3 separate regions of the Mus musculus genome follow, and regions 1 and 3 are each linked to region 2. The links are chromatin loops, found by intact Hi-C in ENCODE. Cell type or tissue: gastrocnemius. All regions are shown on one strand. Region 1 overlaps Slc26a9 (solute carrier family 26, member 9). Region 2 has its middle 15 kb from the start of Avpr1b. Region 3 overlaps Slc41a1 (solute carrier family 41, member 1).

Evidence for each region. A loop is a pair of places that touch in the nucleus more often than their neighbours do. Peaks named below come from ENCODE experiments on the same cell type or tissue, not always from the same donor. Only the 100,000 strongest peaks of a DNase experiment are listed, where the experiment ranks them.
Region 1: it touches region 2 in a loop (2.6-fold over the local background); 23 of 42 quality-filtered maps call a loop at or near these places.
Region 3: a loop joins it to region 2, with 6 times the contacts of the local background. A loop is called at or near these places in 6 of 42 quality-filtered maps.

What each region holds. Positions count from the first base shown.
Region 1 is chr1:131,759,306-131,761,805 of GRCm38, reverse strand. Slc26a9 (solute carrier family 26, member 9) reads right to left here. Exons shown (of 21, transcript NM_177243.4): 12 at 2,313-2,408; 13 at 1-100. Among named protein-coding and RNA genes, the nearest start is that of Slc26a9, 17 kb to the right of the region's middle. In gastrocnemius, no CTCF peak of the experiment used is centred here; a DNase peak (open chromatin) is centred at 1,163.
Region 2 is chr1:131,612,514-131,615,013 of GRCm38, reverse strand. No RefSeq gene overlaps it. Among named protein-coding and RNA genes, the nearest start is that of Avpr1b, 15 kb to the right of the region's middle. In gastrocnemius, a CTCF peak has its summit at 1,481 (motif pointing left); a DNase peak (open chromatin) is centred at 1,469.
Region 3 is chr1:131,845,061-131,847,560 of GRCm38, reverse strand. It overlaps Slc41a1 (solute carrier family 41, member 1), which reads right to left. Exons shown (of 11, transcript NM_173865.3): 11 at 1-1,011. The coding sequence ends at 826. Among named protein-coding and RNA genes, the nearest start is that of Slc41a1, 18 kb to the right of the region's middle. In gastrocnemius, a CTCF peak has its summit at 1,049; DNase peaks (open chromatin) are centred at 1,133 and 2,477; H3K27ac peaks cover 1,425 bases.

The sequences.
Region 1 (2,500 bases), 150 kb before region 2:
TCTGGAAGATCACAACCAGGATGGAGAAGGCTACACCCACTGCGACACCGTAGGGCAGGCTCAGGAAGAACGAGGAGAGGAAGCTCACCACCCAGACACACTGTGAGGAGAAGGATGTCAAAGGCAGCCCGGGGTGAAAAACTGCCTCTTTCAGGAAGTCCTCAGGATTAGTCAAGGTCCTGGTTACCCTGCCCAGCTCAGATCTCTTCTGCTCTTGCTTCATTTTTGCAGTGAGTCACGTACTGGCGCTTTGCTTTGTTTGCCTGCTTCTCTTATACCAAGTGCAGCTCATGACCTTTTCCCCCCTCCAGAGCCAATGATTGGATACAGGGCCTCATATACCAGACAAGTACCCTACCATTGAGCTCCACCCCTACCTCACCCCTACCTTGGTCTAGTTTTAAAAATAGAAATCTAGCCTTCTATTTTAATAGAATACAGAAGTGTGAGCAGAGAGGGCGCATGAGCAGAGTAAGAAGAGCGTGCCCCCGGGTCAGGTGCACCCAGGTTCCAAGCTGGGTTCTGAACTGTATAGCCGGGAGAGCCGGTTTCCTAGTCCACACAAGGGAAAATGAAGTCCACTCTGCAAGAAGACCGGGGTGTCAGAGAGTCTCTGGTCCTAGACTTGCAGTGTGTTATGGATGTGAGCTCTCTTCCTATCTAACAGTGAGGTGTCCATGCTTTGATGGGAACTCAGCTCCTGAACAGAAAGTGTGGGGCAGGTCTCCTGGTCGGGTGTGTTCTCCCTTAAGGGCCCCCAGGGAGCTTCTAAATGGCTCTAAAGCTGTGCTTCTCAACCTTCCGAATCTGTAACCCTTTAATGTTATGGTGACCTCCAACCATAAAATTATTTTGTTGCTACTTTAAAACTATAATTTTGCTACTGATATCATCTGATGTATAGTGTATGATGATGATACATTAATGATACACACGATGATAATCATAATTAACTATTTGATATACGGGATATCTAATATGTGACCCCTGTGAAAGGACCGCTGGATTCCCAACAGGGGTCATTACCCACAGGTTGAGACTTGCTGTTAAAGGGGGTCAGTCTCTGTTGGGAATTTCTGTAGAAGCCCACTGAAGATCAAGTCACATGACAACATCACATGGCTACCAGGGACTACGGCCAAAGCCAGGAGATGGATGCCAGGTGGTAAAAGCCGATCCTTGGGAATTAGCTGGGAATTAGAGCATCTAGTTTCTTCCTGTCTCCTCTGCTCACTGGGAGTCCCCAAAGGGACCACACATTTTCTAACTTTAAAGACTTCCTTCCCTCCATGGTGCAGGCAAGCCTCTGCCTTCTAGAGGCAGGACAGCCCAGAAGTCTGGAGCCCAGCAGGAAGTTTCCAGCTAGACCCTGGCACTTGCTTCCTCCACCGCCTCTGCCATTCTGAGCCTGACTTTTGTCATCCTCAATCGGGTTTAGTAAGTCTCTGGGCTATGGTGGGTGGGCTAAGGTAGAAACAGGACAGCATTGTCAGTATGCTGGAGCTTTTATCAGTCCTGCCTGTGAAGGCACAGCTGCAGTATGAAGTCACACTCGAAGGATGTTTACGTAGTATGGTGCTTTCCCATTGTGATTCAGTTAACCTCAGAGCCAGTATATAATGCAGAGCACAAGTTCATCCCACAAATAGAGGAGGAAGTAGAACCCTAGAGAAGCCTAGAAACTTGCTCAGGAGCCCAGTCTTTATGTTCTAAGCTTTTTTTTTTCTTCCTTCCTTCACAGAATGATCTTTTTTTTAATTGGAGGGGGCACAGTAAATTATAAAAGTAATAGATACTAAGTTTTGTTGATGACGCACGTTAACCCAGACCACATGCAGTTTTGCGAGTATGAACCCATCTTCTTCATAAGCCATCCCAAAGTGGAGAGAGCACGTGTCTACTTCAGAGGTGCGGGAGCTGAGGGCCAGGGAAGTGAAAGAATTTGCTATTGGCTACAGAGCCAGGGAGTGGTTGAACAAAGAGTGCCTCTCTCCACAGCTTGGCTTCTCAAGCCCTGGGGTCTGGGGAACAGCAGACAAAAGGGCTTTGCATCAGGCCAGAGCTGCAGGTTACAGGAGGGCAGGACATACACAGACACACTTACACAGTCCACACACACACACACACTTACACAGTACACACACACACTTACACAGTACACACACACACACACACACACACACACACTTACATAGTCCACACACACACACACACACACACACTTACATAGTCCACACACACACACACACACACACACACACACACACACTTACACAGTCCACACACACACACACACACACACACACACTTACACAGTCTAGCTTACTCTTCCTCCAGAGGTAGTAGGGGTCAGTGAGCTGCTTCAGGGAGTTCTTGAGATTGACAGCGATCAGGGCACCTAGCACAGCCTGGAGAAGCAGAACATTGCCACGTGTCATTTGAGATATCCCCATCACCCTGGCCTTCCTACACATGCCTGACCCTGGAGTCTGGCAGGACA
Region 2 (2,500 bases):
TTGATGCACGTCACTCTGTTATAATCAGTCTGATAATCAGTGTAGCTAATTGACTGATGGACAGGTAGCACCTCTGCCAGGACTTTGCTGGACAATGTCCATGTCCGAGCCAGGAGGGAGTGGGATGGGACAAGATTTCATCACACCGTTGAGCTTGTGTACCTATTTTGGTTAATGTTCTCAGCTCCAGTTGGCTGTAACTGACACCAAGGAAAGCGAGGCTGTAGACCACAGAGAATGACTGTAAACTCCAGTCACCAGATGCCACCCCACCAGCAATCAAAAAGCTTTTGTTTGTGATGGTCCCATGAACTTAGAGGATCCGTTCCCTTGGGGAGCTATCATGCTGTTCCCCTTGGTCTCCTCCGCTGGGGGAAGCACTGGATAAAAATTTCCCCAACTTGTGTGATAATAAGATGTAGAAAAATGGATGTGCTTTAGCAGCCAGTTGATTGTGTGTCTGGAAAGACAAACGTCAGCAAACAAGGCCCACCTTATCTGGGGGGGGGGGGGTCGAACAAGGCTTGTTCTGAAGGAGCAAGCGTGCAAATGCTACCTCAGAGCTACAGCAGGATTCCACCACCATGCCACTAGTGAGCTGGACGCACCGGGTGAGAGGTGTGTTTAGTGGATCTGCTCCTTGGATCAATATAGATTTCAGGGTTCCGCGAGATCAGAGAGAGGCAGTAAACTGACCCTGCCTCATCTGGTTTTGGAGTCCCCGGACCCCTCCCTCCCTCCAACAGTCCTGCATGTGTCTCCGGTTTTTCCAGCACATTCCCCACGCGTAACCCTTCCACAGCAACAGAAGTCTCTTAGATGTTGTCTTTGTCAGATGCACCTTGTGACCTGTAGAAGGAAGTCAATGAGAAGCCAACACTCTTAAGGCTGTCTTTCCCAGTCCCCCAACCCAGCTGGGATTCATAGTTGCCTCAGGCTGTCCTGAGTAGGGGTGAGGTGCTGAGTAGGAGCTTTAACCTGATTTATTTACTTATTATTATTTATTTGCTTTTTTTAAATGGTATTTTGGGAGAGGGTTTCTCTGTGTAGCCCTGGCTGTAGACCAGGCTGGTCTCAAACTTGTCTGCCTCTGCATCCTCAGTGCTGGGATTAGGGGCTCATGTTACCATCGCCCGACTTCAACCCAACCTGATTCTTTTTTTTCTTTTTTTTCTTTTTTTCCTTCGCTCGCGCACGCGCGTGCACGCGCATGTATACTCACCTCTCATGCAATATATCCGGACCGCAGTTTCCCCTCCCTCTACTCCTCCCAGTTCCCCAAACACACACCTACGCTTTCATGCAGATCCACTGCCCTTCAGAAAAGAACAGGCCTCCCAGGAATATCAATGGAGCACAGTGTATCTAGTTAGTTACTGTAAGGCTAGGCACCTAGCCCAGCCCAGCCCAGCCCAGCTTGGGTGTGGGAGTGGGGAGGTGACATACACAACACTCAGGACCTGCTACTCTGGCTCCACACTGCCACCTTGTGGTTGCAGACCTGGTACCTTCATGACTTTTTTTTTTTTTTTTTGAGACAGCGTTTCTCTATGTAATCCAGGCTGTCCTGGAACTCGCTCTGTAGATCAGGCTGGCCCGGAATTCACAGAGATCTGCTTGCTTCTGCCTCCTGAGTTCTGGGATTAAAGGGTGAGCCACCACCGCCTGGCTACCTTCAGTACTTTGTCAGTGAGCTGCTTGCTTAGAAAAAAAAAAAATCATGTTTTAATTGTATATTGTGAAGCCCATTGTCAGTGCTCATAAGAAATAAATATGGCCAGAATGACCCTAGGTATTAAAGAGTCATATTGGTTCATTTCAACCAGGACTTTGAGGTTCTGGACCCAGAAGAGAACTGTGGCAGCCTGGGCTGTGTTAATAGTCACTTGGTAGACCAAAGACATATTTACATACAAAACACAAGATAGCCACCTGGAAAATCAATAGCTGGTTTTAATAACTTAAAAATCCATCCCAAGGAATCTCCACAATTACCTGCTCAGCTTCCCACATACCCGTATCCATTCTTCCCTCCCTGTACCTGGTGTTCTATTCCTGCCTGGGCTGCCTGTACCTGGTGTTCTAGTCGTGCCTGGGCTGCCGTTTCTGGTTTCATTTTAGAAGGCAGGCTCTCACTATGTGAGCTAGCACTTTCTCTTGTGACTTGCACAAGGAGAATGTACTTGTTTAGGGATCTGGGCCCCAGCTGTCCCTTCCACGAGAGACTGCACTGACTGACTGTTTTTCTGAAAGCAGGTTCTACCACTACACCCATTTGGGGTTTGTTTACTTTTGCAACACTAGGGTCAGGGGTTAAACCTAGGATTTGGTTTGCTTGATAAGGGATTGCTCTGCACTGAGCTATGCCTCCAGCTCTTTTCTTTTTTTTTCTTCTTTTTTTCTTTTTAGACAGGGTCTTGCTAAAACATCCAATCTGGTCTTGAATTTGCCTTGTAGCACGGGAGGCAGCTCTTGCATTTAGAAGCCTCCAGCCTTAGTC
Region 3 (2,500 bases), 230 kb before region 2:
CCCCGTTGCCTCAATCTCCAGGTCATTTGGCACATTCCCTTGTCCTATCCCCAATCTTAGAAGCCCATCTGGCAAGCTGCGCGGAGACGGAGTGTGTGGAGAGAATTAAAGAGAGGAGGCTTGAACTCGGTTCTCTAGACTCAGGGGGCACATGGACCTTTGGAAACCTGTGGATGACATGGATCCGTGAAGAGCCCGGGTCACTACCACTCATTTCAGCTGGGAAGCAATCAGGCAGTTGGGCAAGGCACATGTGCGCAGATGGAATCTCCAGTGCACGTGACTCTGCGGGCAGGCTGGCCTGGAGCAGGCCTGTGATTACGAGGAGTTGAAGCAACGTTCCCCTGCCCAGTGCTGTGAAGTTGGTCCACATCTATAAAAGTGCGTGCATGTGTGGGAGTGTTAATTATCCCTCCTCCCTCTGTTCAGCCAAACCCTAAACAACCCAGAGCCCACTTGAGAGTTTCTCATTAGGGCCGAGGCTGAGGTCGCTAAAGCTAATGCAAAGGTCCCCGATGCTGGACAGGATGCCAAGGTCCCGATCTAACCTCCTCTGGAGGCACCCACCGTGGAATTGCACTTGGTGATTGTCTCAAAAGTCTACTTTTACTGCTTATGTCAGCCCATCTGTCTGTCCCGAATTCTTCCTATCCAAACTTGGCTCAATGTATAAAAAATTCCCATTGAAAATAATGAGAATTTGGTATCAAAGTGAAATCCCAGAAAGGCATGGGAGTGTAGTGTAGGGTGGGGTAGGGAAACAAAAGGAAAATAAAAATCCAAATAGAAAGTGCAGAGGGGTGGGGGAAAGACTGAATGGCTAAGCTAGTCCCCAACATCTGTGTCTCTGTCCCCAATGAGCCAGAGCACATGGAAGCTGAGTGCCAGGAGTCCGGTGCCAAGCAGGTCCCCCAAAGCAGTCAAGTATGGGATGGAGAAGTTGTCGGGGTCCAGGCCCCGGCCCCACATCCAGTGCACCATCCAGTCTGCGATGTACAGGAGAATCAGCACCTGGGGAGACAGGGGTTCTGCTTGTAGCCACCCGCTTTCTGCAGGGGGAGCCAGAGGCCACAAAATTGGATGTGTTCAGTGGATCACAAGGCTTGGCCGGTCACAACCTTTTTGCCAGGACAGCTCACAGCAAGCCAGGGGCTTTCTAAACTAAATCCTGCCCTTACAGGAAGGCTGCCCTTGTCTCAATTCTGGGTCAGATCATTCTTCAGTTACTGCAATTCCTGCCATGTTGGCCTCTCCAGGAGCCTGGTAGGGGCTGGCAGGTAGAGCCAGTTTCTCTTACAAGGCCCTGGGTAACAGCTGATTACACAAGCTGCTTTCTCTTCACCCTTCCCACCCTGCTGTTTATTCTAATATTCATCTGTAAAGTAGGTTTATGAGCCAGTCAGCGAAATACGTCAGTTATAATGCATAACAGTTCAAAAATACATCTTGGATTATCTACATCGATTTATTTGCTCCCTTGCTTATGTTCTATAACTATAGATGAGAATAGATAATAGATATAGAGAATAAATGAGATTGGAATATAGGTACTGGGTCCAGGACCAGTGGTACCTATCGCTTGCAGTGGACAGTGGGTCACAAACATACAACCTCAGGCCTAACGCTGGGCCTTGTGAATGGGAATCGGCATGTTAGTAAGAATTACATGTGCTCTGCACTGGGAGCAGCACTTCATCTAGGACGTTAACACCTGATTTTAGGGGTCCCTACATGATCACGTCTATATGAGAATGAGATGCATTCTAACCATTAGACTGACATACGGTTATCTGGTGGGGTTTATTTTATTTATTTATTTTTTCGAGACAGGGTTTCTCTGTGTGTCCCTGGCTGTCCTGGAACTCACTCTGTAGACCAGGCTGGCCTCGAACTCAGAAATCCGCCTGCCTCTGCCTCTCGAGTGCTGGGATTAAAGGCTGGTGGAGTTTATTCTTGACTGTACTTTGTAAAGACTGAGGTATGAAAATTCTGCCTTAAGGGACTCAGGGGTAGGAGCCAGTAATGTTCCCTGTTTTTAGGCAAATTTGGTTGTTTTGGCCTCTCTGTAAGGAAGTCAGGGGTGACTATTCTGGAACCTTTCACACCCTCTGCTCTGCACACAGCTACCTTGTACTCCCATGGCCCTGGCCCTGGGTGCCATCCAGTCTCCCTAGAACTTCACAGCCTTTCTGATAGCTGCAGAAGATGCAGCCAGAGGCTTTTAGTATATGTGCTAGGGTGGAAACGTCAACAGCTGTCTTCACATTTTAGCCTCCCGAGTAGCACAAGGACACATACAGGGACAGGTGGCAAAGGGACCTGGCAGAACTTTACAGGGAGCAATTGCTACCACGTTGCCTCTCCACAGACTCAGAGAAGGAAGCACAGCTAAAATTGACCACAGGGTCATGACCCCTAGGATGGGGCAATGGAATGGGGGTGTGGCTTTCAACCCAGGGGAAGGGGTCAACTGAGGCGGCCACAAAAGACCTTTGGCTTG